2 separate regions of the Mus musculus genome follow, and region 2 is linked to region 1. Evidence: chromatin loops called from intact Hi-C (ENCODE). Cell type or tissue: heart. All regions are shown on one strand.

Region 1 (8,000 bases):
AAGGGCATAGGGGGTGGAGGCAAAGACTGATAAAGTTGGTCCTGGCATGCCCCCTCTTTCTAGCAAGATGGCTTTCCCTCTTCCACATTCAGGTTGCAGCTTGTTGGGTAGAAAGAGACTCTTTTCTGAGCCCCCACCCTAACCTCAGTGCTTCTGAGCCAGTGTGGGGTCAGCAGAGGATCCCAGGAGGAAGAGCTGTTGCTGAGGCTCTCCGAGTCTGCATCGGGGGGAAGGAGTTCTCAGGGGATGGAAAGGTCAGAAGGACCTCACACCCTCATTCCCTTCTACATGGGTGTGAATCCAAGACCTTCTTCCCCTCGGGAAGTTCTTTTTCTCTCCTAGACTCTTCACCGCCTGAGGACACTCCTGTCGTTGCTGCAGAAGCTGCTGCCCCTGTTCCATCTGCTGTACTAACCAGGTATCTTGAGTCCCCTGACGTCTTGGAGGAAGGAGGGGGTCTTGGCTTCTAGTCTCATAGCTCTTGGACTCAGGCAGGTCAGGATGAGGAAGCCTGAGAGTAAAGACAGACTGGTGTAATTGAAAAATTTGCACCAGCTGGTTGGTAAGCCTGAGCTAGGAGGTAATTTATGATGATTAAATAGCCAAGCAATGAATGTTAGATTGTTTAAACATCTTAGAGGCTCCATGTTTGAGACCCAAAAGGTACTTCCAGGACTGTGTGTACAGCTCCTTTACCTCCATCACAGGGACATTGCTGAAGGATTTCCACATCTAAGTGCTCCTGGGAAGTAGCAGAGCCTCACTTGGTGGGGTGTGGGGAGGGAGGAGAAAGGCTAGATGTTTGGACAGATAGCTGCCTGCCTGGTGAGGAATTGGGAGGTGGTAGTGGCTGGCACTTGATCCATGACCAGGACAGGAGGAACCTCTGCATTTTCCTCAGCACTGGCCTGGGCCCTTTTTTCTTTAGGAGCCCTCCCATGGAGATGCAGCCCCCTGTCTCTCCTCAGCAGTCTGAGTGCAACCCCGTCGGTGCTCTGCAGGTGTGCCTCGTCTTCATTGTCATGTGTGCTATCTTCTCTGAAGTAGGGCTGAGGCAGGGGCGTGTGCACTTGTGGGTAGGGTGGTCCTCCTTCTCACTCAAAGGTGGAGGCTCTTGGTAGAAGGCCATTGGCTAAGGACCCTTTCCTCACTAAGCCTTGGACTCTCTTATGGTTTTCTTTCAAGGAGCTGGTGGTGCAAAAAGGCTGGCGTTTGCCAGAGTACATGGTGACCCAAGAGTCTGGGCCTGCTCACCGCAAAGAGTTCACCATGACTTGCCGGGTGGAGCGTTTCATTGAGATTGGTAACTGGGGAAAAGGGGGTTCACTCACCTTCTCTCTTTGCCACACTGTAACCCCAAACACAAGGTGGTTCTTTGCCTGGCTGTGCTCTGTCCCAGCTTCCTTTGCTTTGCAGGTCCTTGCTCAGCTCCTGCCTTCCTGTCTCTCCCTTGTCCCTGCCCATCTTTCCCCCTCTTATCTGGCTCACCAACTCCTCAGTTAAAAAGATCAGGCCTTGAGCTCCTCTTTGCAGTGGTATCTCATTGGGTGACTGTCTAAGTTAACCTAGAGGGAAAGCATTGGTCTGTTAGGAATCCCCAAGTTGAACAATTCCTTCCCCACCCTCAGGCAGTGGCACTTCCAAAAAGCTGGCAAAGCGTAACGCAGCAGCTAAGATGCTCCTTCGAGTGCACACTGTACCTCTGGATGCCCGGGATGGCAATGAGGCAGAGCCTGATGACGATCATTTTTCCATTGTAAGTGGCTTGTGTGGGCTCGACATGTGGTTCACACTGCAGGACATGGTACGGAATTGGGTTGGGTCTGTGGTTTGGAAGTGAGTATGGGCCTGCTTTCCTTCCCAGGGCTCCTTGAACCTGTGCGCCCAGAAGTCCCCTCAGCCTATATGTAGGGTCACTAGTGAAAGCTGGCCTAGGGCAAAGCCCCTATAGGCAACTTTTCCTGGGATGAGGAAGGCTGCCAGGAGTCAGAGCATAATACCCAGTTCTTGGGTCCCACAGTCCTTAGCTGCTTTCTCACTCTTATCTCATTAGGGCGTGAGCTCCCGCCTGGATGGACTGAGGAATCGTGGGCCAGGCTGCACCTGGGATTCCTTGCGGAATTCTGTGGGAGAAAAGATCCTATCCCTTCGCAGTTGCTCCGTGGGCTCTCTAGGGGCTCTGGGCTCTGCCTGCTGCAGTGTCCTCAGTGAGCTCTCTGAGGAGCAGGCTTTCCATGTCAGCTATCTGGATATTGGTATGGCCAACTAGAGACTGGGGATGGAGGGGACTGGATCAAAGCAAGTATGAAGGAGTTGGGAGATGGGTGATGTGTACACTGTTTGGTGCCCCTTCCCCACCAGTGCCTCCCTTCTCTTTCTTGGTTTCCAGAGGAACTGAGCCTGAGTGGGCTCTGCCAGTGCCTAGTGGAACTGTCCACCCAGCCAGCCACTGTGTGTTATGGTTCTGCAACCACCAGGGAGGCAGCCCGAGGTGATGCTGCTCACCGCGCCCTACAGTACCTCAGGATCATGGCGGGTAGCAAGTAGCATCCCACTGCAGTGATGGATATGCATCTTTTACTTCTTGCTCCTTCTGCCCCTGGGTCCATGTATCCACCTAGCTCTGGTACCCTCCAGAGGTGCCATCTCTACCTCTGACACAGCCTGTCTGCCTTGAGACTGAGGAAGGCACAGGCAAGCAAGGAGCCATGAACCACAGGGCCCCAGCCAGCACAGGATTTGTCCTCATTCCGTGGGTGATGGATGAATCTATTGGAGTCCTGAATAAATGCTGCTCTTTGGCTTCCAAAACCCTGCTCTCTCTGGCCTTGGGTCATGAGGGTATAAGGAATAAACATGGTGAGCTTGTTCTCCTTTTGAACCCCTTGTTCTTTTTTGTTACCGAGAGGAGGCAAGGTGCAGTAGTAGCCTTGGGGATCCTTAACAACAGAATGGCTAGAGACTGAGTGGAGGTGAAGGGGGGCTACAGCTATTGCCCTTGGGCTCCCACCTGCTCCCTGACAGTCTTGTCCAAACACAGGGATTCTGAAGCCAGCCGGACCATTTTTATTTGGGGGCACACAGGGAACATGGGGAAGTGGTTTTGCATGCAGGCATCACAGCTGACGATGCTACTTCTTCCCAAAGCGCTGAGGAGCGGCCAGGCTCCAGAACTGTCTGGCCTGCGGATTTAGCTGTTCCTTGCTCCAGGACCCCCATGCACTTCTGCCAAACCTTAGGAGAGATTCATCCTTAGTTGGCACTCCCTCCATCTCACCTTCTCTCACATCTTCCTCTGCCCTCCACCCTTCTCAGCCTCTTCCCTTTGGAACTCACCTCTGGGGCTGAAACAGGAAGGCTGGGCTCCTTCTAGGTGTGTCCATGGCCTGGAGCAGAACACGAAAGAGGGACCCAGGAGTCTGGATCCTGTCTGGAATGTGGGCATACTGTGGTGGGTGGGGTCCCTTATCTTCTCCCTGTGATGAGAGAGTGGCAGGGAAGGAACCTGGCAGTGTCTTGTACACTGAAGACATGGAGGGAAAGAATGGCTTCTAGGGGAAACTTGCGTGGGCTGAGAAGCCATTTCCCTCCCTTAGAAGCCAGACTTTTTGAAGACCTTAGCAGCCTGGGGAACACCAAACCCTGTATCATAAGTTTCAGCTGAAGGAGAGATGGCGGCTGGGTGGATGGGGCAGCAGGATGTTCACTCACTGCAAAGACTTGGTCTTCACCCCAGCTCCCTGCCTCTTCAGTGTGGCCCCAATTCAGCAGCAGCAGTAGCAGCAGCAGCAGAGCAGCCCACTTGGAGTCCATGCTGCCATCTGCCTCCTGAGTGCCCACGGTCTTCTTATACCTGATGTCCCTACCCCCACCTCACCGGCAGCCTGGGGGGAAATCTAGACAAGCAATGGAAATGCATGGCTCTATTAAGAGCCACCTGGGACCCCCCCTCCCGTACTCCCCTGGGGACTCTCTGCTCTTAGCTTCCTCCCCCCCAGCCTAAGCCTGGAGTTATATAGACTTTATTAGATGCATAAATCTTGTCTCCGGAGCTCAGGAAGCATCATTAATTGCAGACAGTTTGTCAGAGTTAGACCCTGGGGGAACCTTAGAAGAACCTCCAATCCTTCAACAGATTGGAGAAGCTTCAATTGATCACCTCTTGTTCCTGACTGGAGAAACTCCTGTCAGAATTGGGCATTATGTCCTGGATGGGAAGGAACTAGTGTTAAGTGCAGGCTAGGGTGAACCAGCTTGGTCCCTACTCCTGCCTGGAATGGGTGATCAGGACCACAGCCCCATTTCAATCCCCACTGCTTCTAGTCAGGTTAAATGTGGGTTCACTACCCTTTAAGATTTACCTGTGAATAGTTAAGTGAGAGATAGGAGACTCTTTTTGGAGCCTTACTGAGTAGAGGTGGCCTGTAAATTTTGTGGACAGGCCCATCTTTGCAAGAGAACTGGGGATTGGGCCTCCACAGCTGAAACTCTGCTGCCACCTTGTGGCCACTACTCTTCACTGCCACGTCCAGCCATTTCCCTTTCCATACATTTTGTCTAGGACTTGAGGACCTAGTTCTTTGGGGCCCAGAATTGTGACATTTTTCCAGTTCCGTCTGGTCAGCATGGGCTCTGCCTGGTTCTGGTTCTAATATACTACTGGAGCTGGCGACTAGGGTTCTGCTTTAGGGACAGACAATCACTCCAGTTCAGGGAAGGGTCCTTTAAAGGAGCTAGTCCTAACCTCACTTGCAAATCCAGGTGTCAGAGTACCATGTCTCTAGCCTAAACAGAAGAAGGACTGTCGGGGTTCTACCCCATGAGCAAAGCAAGCTGCTCACACTCTTTTTTTCCTCACTTACATATGGGAACAGTAAAATGAATTACTTGCTAGGAGAAACATTTGGGATGCATTTTGTAGGAAAGCACAGACCCGGTGTTTTCAAAATGTCAACTGTGATTCCCTTTGCTGTCCTCCCACTCCAGTCCTGGGGAACTTACCATCTCCAGAGAGTGCTGAGTGGGCTTTAGCTTCTTGGTGGCCTCTACCAGAGGTCCTAGCTTGTTCAATGGAGTCTCAGGTTATCTCTCAGTCATATGTAAAAGCCCCTCACATATTTGGAGAAATACCATGTATCCACATCTTCTTTGCTCAACAGGGAAGTACTTTATTGGAACCAACTTACATTTTAGGTTTGCGGATAAGTGGCATTTTAAAATTTCTTTCTTGGGAATCAAGTCCAAATGAAGAGCCTTGTGTATGGTAGGCAGGTGCTCTACTGCAGAGGGAGACCTTCTAGATCAGGTTTCTGATGTTCTAGAATACAATGCATCCAGGCTTGGGTGAACCTTTCTGTAAGGTTTGTCTCAAGATTTCCTGTAGAGCTTGTCATACATTATAGTTGAAATATTTCACTGCTGCTTTTGTTGTGGGTCTTCTCGGTTTCTCTCCCCACCTCTCTCTTTTCCTGTCTCCACTGTGTGTGTGTGTGTGTGTGTGTGTGTGTGTGTGTGTGTGTGTGTGTGTGTGTGTGTGTGAAACAGGTGTCACCATTTAGCCTTGGCTGGTCTAGAATTTACTATGTAGATTAGGATGCCTCTGCCTCCCAAGTGCTGGGATTAAAGTGTGTGTCACAGTGCCCAGCTTGTCTGGTTTTCTAAGCCTGAGACTCTGTATGTAGCCCAATATGCTGGCCTCTGTTTTTAGTTTCTCAAGTGCTGGGATTACAGATGTGCACCACCACACCTGGCAGAAATTTCGTATTTTATCTTTGCTCTCGAAATTCACTGTGTGACTTCAGAGGCAGGCTGATCTTTTTGAGTCGAGGCCAGGCTCTTCTACAGAGCTAGTTCCAAAACAGCCAAGGCTACACAGAGAAACCCTGCCTCAAAACAAAACAAACAAACAAAAAAACAACAAAGAGGCAACTTGCTGGAGGCCCCTGAGCACAATCTCCAGCACCCAGAGAACAATAAAAAAACCTAACCCTGTGAACAGGAAGCTGTCCTGAACAGCAGATGGGTTGCGTACACAGCAGTCTCACAGCAGCCACCCTGTGTTCACTGCACTGCTGCTTCAGTACCGGAGTCTGGGCTGAAGCTACTAAGTTCACAAAGAAGCTGGTTCACTTCTAACCTCAACAAAAATTAATCATCCTAACCTGTGTGCTAGGATTCTCATCTTCTAGACTTAGTTTTATTTATCACCTTCCAGACTTATTTATTTAAATACAGGATCTCAGCTGGCCTGTGGTGACATATGCCTTTAGTCCCAGCACTTGGGAGGTAGGGCAAATCTCTGAGTTCAAGGCCAGCCTGGTCTACAGAATGAGTTCCAGGACAGTGAGAGCTACACAGAGAAACCCTGTCTCAAAAAAAAAAAAAAAAAATATTGGGGCTGGTGAGATGGCTCAGTGGGTAAGAGCACCTGACTGTTCTTCCGAAAGTCCAGAATTCAAATCCCAGCAACCACATGGTGGCTCACAGCCATCTGTAACAAGATCTGACTCCCTCTTCTGGAGTGTCTGAAGACAGCTACAGTGTACTTACATATAATAAATAAATAAATCTTTAAAAAAAATTTTTTTTTAAATTTTTAATTGTATATCTGCAAGAGCGGGTGTCTGAGGAGCTGGAATTCCAGATGTGAGCCACCTAAATGGAACGGAACTCAAGTCCTCTAGAACACAAGTGCTCTTAACCACTGAGCCACCTCTCCAGTCTTCCTCCAGACTCTGTCTTAGCTTTTGGTAATGTTCTCTCTTTCTTGGACATACTGTGTGCTCCCCACCCACTTTCTCATTCATTTATTTACCTGGGGAGAAGGAGACACATGCCCCACAGAGCATATGTGGAGCTCAGAGAACACCTTGCCAGTTCTCTTCCCACCACATGTATCCAGGGATCAAGCTCAGGTCTTCAGGCTTGGCAGTAAGTACCTTAATTGCTGGGGCCCACACAGTGATGGCCAGTAAGTGTTTCCATTTCCTAAGGAGGCTCTGAGTCCTTCACCAGACACCAACCCAGTAGATCTGTTCTACCAAGGAACCTTAGAGGTACCTGTTCTGTCTTTTGTCAGGTTCTTCAGTCTGTCTCCTTGGTGGTTTCCACTTTTAGTGGAAGACACAGACACAGAAAGGATCAGTGGCTCACCTGTCCGTCTTCCTCACCCTGATCATTACCTGTTCTCCTGTGAGCTTTAATCTGCTTTTACAAAGTTTGCCTCGAGTTTCCAATCTTCTTCTCTTTTTAATTTTTTTTTTTTTAACTTTTTAATTGTGTATATGTGTGCTGGGGGAAGGGTTATGCAAGTGAGTGCAGTGCCTGTGGGGGCCAAAAGAGGGCACCAGATCCCTTGCAGCTGGAGTTAAGGGTGGTGGTAAACTAGCCAACATGGGTGTGGGGACCAAACGGATCTTTTGAGACAAGAGCAGTTTTTCCTCTTAACTACTGAGCCATCTCTTCAGCTATTCCTTCTAGTCTCTGGAGAAAGCTTGACTTTGTCTACCTCTTTGTACACTCCCAAGCCCCTTTCTTGGGAGTAGGACTTTTTCTTCCTTTCAATTGTTGGAAGTGGGTGAGCATAAAACACTGAAAGAGCCAGGGTGTTCAGTATTCCCATTGGTCAGTCTTTTTGTGATGCCTTGGCTCTGAGGCAGTTTAAAGATCTGAACTCTGTGCCTTTTCCAACACCATGTTACTTACTGAAAGCAGAGAGAGCCTGCTAGTTCTGCCCTAAGAAGTGGAAGGAGGAGGATGGTCAGACACAAATGCCTACTGAGTCTCTAGGAGTGACCAATGGGCCCCATGAGTCTGCGTAGGGAAGCACCAAACATACCAGTCATTCTCTTGATAGTTTAATGTTATATTTGCAGCATAAATAAGGCACAGTATATGTCAGGGCAAGGGATGGAGGGAGAAGGCAAGGCTGGGTGATAACTGCTAAATGGCATGGGGGAAGGAAGAAGGGATAGTTATGGAGAAGAGCTGAAAGCCCCTGC
Region 2 (8,000 bases), 56 kb before region 1:
ACCTGCTCTGCTTCCCCAATACTGGGATTAAAAGTGTGAGCTATCACCGCCTGCCTTTATTTTTGTTTTGTTTTTGAGAGAGGGCCTCCTTAGATGTCTTGGAACTTGCTGTATTAGCTAGTCTACAGGACTTTTGGTTCTCTAAGCCACTTTGCTTAGCCTATTCCCTATATTCTTAATGTGGAAGTGACTACTTTAGTGAACAGCAGTTGAAACATTGGGAGCCACTGGCTATATCTGAGCACTGTGGGGGAACCACTGTCTTTTTAAGATGCCAGTCATTTCCTAATGATTTACATTTCAAGCTGAAACTTTGGCATGCACTGACATATCTAAAGATATAAGTTCTGGCTAAGTGTAATGGTTGAGCCCTGTATAAATGAGCCCTGGGTCTTCTGTACTCTCTCTTAGCTCCTCCCAATTCCATTACTGGCCTGGTTCCTGAAACCATTGGGTTTGCCACCCCTCCTCTGTACACCAGTCCATACTCCCAAAGGTGATAGTTCTCAGATTTTTTAAAAAAAGATTATAATTTTATTTATTTTATGCATATGAGTACACTTGTCATGGTTTTCAGACACATCAGAAGGAGGCATCTGATCCCATTACAGATGGTTGTGAGCCACCATGTGGTTGCTAAGGATTGAACTCAGGACCTCTGGAAGAACAGACATTGCTCTTAACCACTGAGCCATCTCTCCAGCTCTAATCCTAGCACTCTGAAGGCAGAGGTAGGTGGATCTCAGAACGGATTCTAAGCCAACCAGGGCTACCCTATCCTGTCTGAAACAAACAAACAAACAAACAAACAAACAAAAAAACCAATAGCAGCTGGGCACTGGTGGCACATGCCTTTAATCCCAGCATTTAGGGGGCAGAGTCAGGCGGATTTCTGACTTTGAGGTCAGCCTGGTCTACAGAGTGAGTTTCAGGACAGCCAGGACTACACAGAGAAACCCTGTCTTGAAAAACAAAAAACAAACAAACAACAACAATAAAAACCCAATAGCAAAGTCTCTGGTCTTGTAGACACATGGCATGTGTCGCACATACATCTATAAGTAAACACTCATATACATGTAAGAAAATCAAATCTTTAAAAAACATGCAAATTTGGCAGTTTAGCTCTAGCGACTATGAATAATGAAATGAATCTGTAGCTTGCTGGCTTTTTTTTGAATACTTTCTGTAGATAAATATGTTGTTTTGTGATCCTAGGCAAGTTCACCCATTTCTGCTTTGGAAAATTTCTTGATCCATAGTCAGATATTGCTATTAGATTCTTCTCTCTCTCCCCTTATCTTCCTCATTTTAAAGATATATTTTGTGCTGGACAGTGGTGGTGCATGTCTTTAGTCCCAACACAAGGGATTTTGAGGCCAGCCCGAGTCTACAGAGTGATTCCAGGGTTAGAGTTGGAGACAACCAGTCTCAGGAAAAAAATAAAATTTATATGTCTACGTGAGTTTATGTGTAATACTTGTATGCAAGCACATAAGACCACGAAGACCAGATGCACTTTGATGTCTTAGGACTGAGTTACAGGTGACTTGTCAGCTGCCTGATGTGAGTGCTGGGAACAGAAACTGGGTCCTCTGCAATATTAATAAGTGCTCTTTAAAAAAAAAACAAAAAAAACAAACTTGGGCTAGAGAGATGGCTCAGGGATTAAGAGCACTGACTGCTCTTCCAGAGGCAGAAGTCCTGAGTTCAATTTCCAGCAACCACATGGTGGCTTACAACCATCTTTAGGGAATCCAGTGCCCTCTTCTGGTGTGTTTGAAGACAGCTACAGTGTAACTCACATACATAAAATAAATAATTAAAACAAACAAACAAACTAACTAACAAACTTACTTATTTGATAGAGCACTACTACATAAAATGTTTTGCCTGGATGTATTTCTGTGCACTGTATGCATGCTTGGTGTTCACAGAGTCCAAAAGAGGGAGTCTGATCCTCTAGGACTGTAGAAAAACAGGTGATTGTGAGCAAGTGTGTGGGTGCTGGGAATGTAAACTAGGTCCTCTGGAAGAGCAGCCAGTGCTTTTAACCACTGAACGGTTTCTTCAGCCCATCTGTCTCCTTACATTGTATTACATTGTATTTTATTTGTATATGTGCGGGCACACGCCAGGGTCCAAGTGTGGCAATCAGGATAATAAGTGGTAGTTAGTCTCAAGGGAACTCAGCTGAACTCTTGTTGAACTCAGGTCTTCAGGCTTGACAATTGAACCTATTGCCAACCCTCTCTCCCTGCTTTGTGTCTGGGATTTCACCCAGGACCTTGTGTGCTCAAGGTTCTTTTTTTTTTTTTTTAAGATTTATTTATTATTAATATATGTAAGTACACTGTAGCTGTCTTCAGACACTCCAGAAGAGGGAGTCAGATCTTGTTGCAGATGGTTGTGAGCCACCATGTGGTTGCTGGGATTTGAACTCTGGACCTTCGGAAGAGCATTCGGGTGCTCTTACCCACTGAGCCATCTCACCAGCCCTGTGCTCAAGGTTCTTAACCCACCCACAGGACTTCACTGTCTCAGTGTTGACTGTAACTCTTGGTCAGCCTTAATAAAACTCCTTGATTTTTATTTTTTGCCTGATGCCATATGTGTGACCTCATGGAAAGTGGATAGCATTCTAGCTGTTGGGAGCCCCACTGTTTTTACTGGCCCACCTGCAAAATCTTTAGGTTAAACTTTCAGCTTAGATCTGACAGTAAACTTGTTTTTGTTTTTAAAGTTTTATTTATTTTATGTTTATGAGTACACTGTAGCTGTACAGATGCTTGTGAGCTTTCATTTGGTTGTTGGGAATTGTATTTAGGACCTCTGCTTGTTCTAGTCAACCCCACTCGCTCTGGTTATCTAACTCGCTCAGTCCCTGCTCAATCCTGCTCAAAGATTTATTTAAATAAGTACACTGAAGCTGTCTTCAGACACACCAGAAGAGGGCATCAGGTCTCATTAAGGGCAGTTGTGAGTCACCATGTCATTGCTGGGATTTGAACTCAGGACCTTTGGAAGGGCAGTCAGCACTCTTACCTGCTGAGCCATCTTGCCAGTCCAGTAAACTTGTTCCTTAATTGGCTTTTTTTTCCTGGGGTTTTCCCTACTTCCTTTCCACCCTTTACCCTTTACCTTTGGCCAAATGATAAGGTTTTGTTTGTTGGTTTTTCTTTCTTTCTTCCTCTCTTTATCTCTCTTTCTTTCTTTCTTTCTTTTTTTTTTTGAGACAGGTTCTCTATAGAGCCCTGTCCAAGACAAAGCTGGTCTTGAACTCAAGAAATCCACTTGCCTCTGCCTCCTTAGTGCTGGGATTAAAAGTGTGTACAGTGACACCTGGCACCAAATGGTGTCAAATGAGGATTTTATTTTGCATTCCCAATATTAGCTCCTCATTTGGGTGGTGGAAAGAAAGACATTTGGAGTCACTTGGCTCCATTTGACTGATAGTAAAACCACAACAAGTACTGCATACACAATAGGCAAAAACACCTGTGTACAGAAAAGAGAGGAAAATGAATTTCTTTTTTCTAGGCGGTGGTGGCACACACCTTTGATCTCAGCATTTGGGAGGCAGAGGCAATTGGATCTTTGAGTGAGTACAGCCAGGGCTCCCCATAGAAACCCTGTCTTAAGAAACAACAACAACAACAACAACAAAATTTATGCATATGTGTATCTGTAGGATAGTTATGTGCACCCGAGGGTGTAAGCACCCTAGCAAGCCAGAAGAGGGCATCAGATCTTTGGAGTTGAATCTTCAGGGAATTGTGAACCCATCTACAGGGAACTGAACTTGGCTCCTTTGTAAGAACAAGTTGTTTTTGTTTGATTTTTGAGAGTGAATCTCACTATGTAGCTCTCAGTGTCCTGAAACTTGCCATGTAGATCAGGCTGACTTCAAAAGATCTGCCTGCCTTTTACCTGCATGTGCCTCGGACTCCTTACAGATGTACCTATTTATTTTGTATGGGTTTTACCTGCCATGTATATATGTGCACCACTTGTGTGCAAGTGCCTGTGGAATCCAGAAGAGGGTGTTGTATCCCATGGAACTGTGAGATCCTATGTCGGTACTGGTGATTGAACACTGAATCTCTGGGAGAACAGTTGGAGAACTATTGAGACATCGTCCCAGTCCTAACAGCCAGTGCGATGGAAAGGGCGTTTGCCATCACGCCTGATGTCCTGAGTCCGATCTTCAGGACCCGCTTGGTTGAAGGAGAAAACTGACTCCTCCTGAAAATCCTCCTTTGACTTCTTCCTGCCTGCTGTGGTGTAAGTACACACACACACACACTCAGTTTGTATACACACATACAAACCGTTTAAAAAAAGGTTTATTGCCTTTTTAAAGACACCAGGATAGTTGTCTTGTGTTGTGTACAAAATTCTGTGTTTTCAAGATGTCTTTTTTTTTTTTTTTTTTTTTTTTTTTTAAGGAGCAACAGGCAACAATAAAGCAGCGTTGCTCTACAGTCCAAGGTGGCCTGAGGTTCACCTTTGTCATCCTTAAGTTCCCCAATGGTATCAGCTTGTATCACACACTGTGCTTGGCCACAGAGTACCTTCTTGTACTGATGTTTAACTTGTTCTTTCGTTCCTATAAATGGATAATTAGACTTAATAAAAAGATTAACCAATTTGGGCAGGAATTCTAGATTATACAGTACTTCTTATATAATAGTGAGATATTCACATGATCAATGTTGTCCTAATACAGTGAAGTTTTAAAGTTACTTTTCTTTCTTTCTTTTTTTTTTTCTTTTCTTTCTTTCTTTTGATTTCTAAAAAGCCCTGTCTGTCCTGGAACTCACTCTGTAGACCAGGGTGGACTCGAACTCAGAGATCTTCCTGACTCTGCCTTTCCAGTGTTGGAATCAAGTTGGGTACCACCACCGTCTGATTTAAGAACATTCTTTTACGTTTTAATTCTTTATTATAATTATTATTGCCTGATTCAGTATCTGGGCTGCAAAATAATGATGTTTTCATTTCTTCTGCACTCACTAAAGTGGATTATTTTTAGAGTAAGCAGTTTGCCTGACACTTTCAGTCTGGCCATTCGTTTTTTATTTTAGACAACTGTTATTTTCCTTTCCCTCCCTCCTATCTTGATCCCAAAGCATTGGCCACCTCTTCGTATTTAGGCCTGAGCTTTCCAGTTCTTCCGCTAGAGGCCACTGGTATCCTCCGCGCCTCTGCGCTGCCGCTCTATCTCAGACCTCGCCGCTGGTTACTGGCCGTCTCGCTGGTGCCGACGCTGTCCAAGGAGCCGCTCTAGGCTCCGGGAAGGCGGTCCGCATTGCGTGGGGAAAGTGTGGACGACGCAGTCGACTCGCCGGCCCCCGGGGCGGTTAGCGCTTCCGGGGTCGAAGGGTGCGCGGGGTTGAAAGCGGCCCGCTCCGCCCCGTCCCCCTCCCAGACCAGCAGAGGCAGCAGCCGGAGCAGCCGCAGCCTGCGCCCTCTCCCGCCCGCCCGCCCTCCGCCCGCCCGCCCGCCCTCCGCCGCCCTCCACCCGCCCCGGGGTCTCTCTCCCCCTTCCTCCTCCTCACCCCCCCCTCCTCCGCCCGCTAGCGGGGCCCCCCTCGCCTTCCCGCCCGCCCCTATTGTTCCGCCCCCGGCCTCCCGCCCTTCCCCTTCCCGCCCGCTCCCCTTTTCCCCTCAGTCGACTCGCGCCTCCAGGTAAGCTTAAAATCTTCTGCTCCGCCGCCGGCAATAGCTTCTTCTTCCACTCGTGACATCCTTCTTGGCGGACTCCGGCCCTATTCTGGAGCCTCGGCCTCTCGTAGACCCGCATGAGCGTCTACTACTTCACTCTGCCTGCCCGGGCATTCACGCGAGGCCCTGGCTCCGGCGCGGCCTAGTAGGCCTCGCGCAGAGCCTGCCCCCTCCCCCCTCCCTCCCGGTGGCGGCTGCGCAGGAGTCAGGGAGGGCGCGCGCGCGGCAGGGGGGGCGGCGGTGGATTTGTTGGTTGAGGGGGGTTGGGGAGGCGATGGCCGGCTTGCTGGCGGGGCGGGTGAGCGCGGCTCCCCGCGGGGGTCAGGCGCTGGCGCAGACACACGAGGAGGCGCTGCTTGTCCGGCCCCTCCCCCTGGGTCGCAGCGCCCCCCCCTGACCGAACCGTTTATTCACCCCCTTTCCCAGTCAAGGGAAAGGGGGGGGGCTTTTTTTTTTTAAGTGGAAAATGCTTGGATGACCCGGGCGGGGGAGGGGAGTGGGGAGCTGCAGAGTTAAAGGGTAGGCGGACTCCCTGTTACCGAGTTACTCTGACGTTCTCTCGGGTAACGAATTTTGAAATTACAAAATGCCTGCCGCTATAAACCAGACCGAGCTATTTATAGAGGGGTAATTGACTGCAGGATTAACAGCTGGATTCCCAGGATGGGGTACACTTAGATTGACCTACTCAGGAGAGGAATTGACAGGTTTCTCAGATTACTTACATGACTTGGAGTTAAAAAAAATACATCTTCGTGCTTTACTTAAGAAATGAATTTGTAGCTAGGTTTTCAGTTTCTTTGCCTTTTGAACTTGTATAACTGTATTTCTAAGGTGATTAATATAACAGTGGGGAAGTGGAACTAACAGTTTTATACTGTATGAGGGGGTGTTAATCTTGCAGACTCAGTGAACAAGCATTGTTTTTCCATAAATGAGATGTTGATTTGTGAGGTTTTTTTTTTTTTGACAGCAATTAACTGTTTTCTGGAAATAGGGAACTGATGTGCTTTAGGGATGCATTTATGTAATCACTTACATCCTGAAGTAACCAGAAGATAGTTTGCATTATATAGAGTGGTGTGACAGTCACTTTAAAGTGCTTTAAACATACTTAAAGTATGGACTTGGGATTCAGAGTTTGGAGGCCAGCCTGGTGTTAATAGTTACATTCAGTACTGGGCAACATAGTGAGGCCCTGTCTCAAAAAAACAAAACAAAAAACCCAACAGTATGTGTATTGTGTGTGTTTATGGCAAAGTGAAAACTGACTGGTTTTATGAAGGGACAAAATTAGTTGTAGGAGGAGAGAAATCATTGATACTGATTTGAAGGGATGAATACTTGCCATGCTATTGGAGAAATTTCAGGGCTTGAGACTCTTGGAACTGTCAGTGTTTGGTGTTAAAGTATTAAAAACAAAAATATCAAAAACCAAATTCTTTGTCTACATAAGTAGTTATTTCAAAGTTGTTTCAGAGGATGAGTAAAAAGGGGCCATCTTGGCAATCTTTCATCAATCAAAGCAAATATGAAGTAAAATTTTAGTACTTTTTCTATTGTATTTGGAAGAAAATTTGGGACTAAAAAGACTTAATTGTGTGATAGTGAAAGTTAAAACAAAAGCACAAGAGAATTTTCTCAAGTGATTAGAGGAAGAATGGGAGCAAAGAACTGAGACGTACAGGATTAAATTTCAAAGGATCATGGAACCCAAAGTTGTGAAGTGTATCTTGAATACTTTTTTCTGTGAGACTCATGAGTGTAGTTATTTTTCTTGTTATTTTGTGATTGTCCCACTGTGTAGTTCTAGCAGCTGCACTTGTTTCTCAATAGGTTGTCCAAGGTAGCCTTGAACTTAAAACAATCCTGTCAAAACTTCCAAAGTGCTGAGATTATACAGAAATGTACCCTTATCCACACATCTAAACTAAAACATTTCAAAATCATTTATCATTCATCAACCTTTGAGATAAGTATATCTAAATTTTAGAAATTTCTATACTAAGTACATTTACATATATAGTCTGTTCACTTCTAACTGCTGTCCAGTAGAAAGCAGGTTGAATTTGTCCTCACTGTAGTTAAAAGTTTGCCCAGCTGTTACTGAGTCCTTTTAAAACTTCCTCAGCTGAAGGACAACTTTTTGCACTTAAGCAATTCACTTAGAACCATTACCAGTGGAATGGTCGGATCTTTCTCATCTCAAGCATCAGTGGAAAGCCTATCATTAATGAGCAAACTGGAAACAAAACCTGATCTGTAAGTGTAAA

What was found. A loop is a pair of places that touch in the nucleus more often than their neighbours do. Peaks named below come from ENCODE experiments on the same cell type or tissue, not always from the same donor. Only the 100,000 strongest peaks of a DNase experiment are listed, where the experiment ranks them.
Region 2: it touches region 1 in a loop (2.9-fold over the local background); 16 of 42 quality-filtered maps call a loop at or near these places.

What each region holds. Positions count from the first base shown.
Region 1 is chr15:102,520,796-102,528,795 of GRCm38, forward strand. It overlaps Tarbp2 (TARBP2, RISC loading complex RNA binding subunit), which reads left to right. Exons shown (of 9, transcript NM_009319.3): 4 at 326-418; 5 at 929-1,001; 6 at 1,186-1,303; 7 at 1,629-1,756; 8 at 2,054-2,255; 9 at 2,390-2,881. The coding sequence ends at 2,547. It overlaps Npff (neuropeptide FF-amide peptide precursor), which reads right to left and starts at 3,826. Exons shown (of 3, transcript NM_018787.1): 1 at 3,712-3,826; 2 at 3,337-3,476; 3 at 3,044-3,234. The coding sequence starts at 3,813. The coding sequence ends at 3,132. It overlaps Atf7 (activating transcription factor 7), which reads right to left. Exons shown (of 12, transcript NM_001310067.1): 12 at 7,841-8,000. In heart, CTCF peaks have their summits at 4,503 (motif pointing left) and 7,337 (motif pointing right); a DNase peak (open chromatin) is centred at 4,506; H3K4me3 peaks cover 156 bases; H3K27ac peaks cover 2 bases.
Region 2 is chr15:102,465,113-102,473,112 of GRCm38, forward strand. Pcbp2 (poly(rC) binding protein 2) reads left to right here and starts at 5,520. Exons shown (of 15, transcript NM_001103165.1): 1 at 5,520-5,691. Gm36331 (a long non-coding RNA gene) reads right to left here and starts at 5,384. Exons shown (of 2, transcript XR_384469.3): 1 at 5,143-5,384; 2 at 4,329-4,609. In heart, CTCF peaks have their summits at 3,719 (motif pointing right), 5,181 and 6,109; DNase peaks (open chromatin) are centred at 5,319 and 5,849; H3K4me3 peaks cover 2,692 bases; H3K27ac peaks cover 1,467 bases.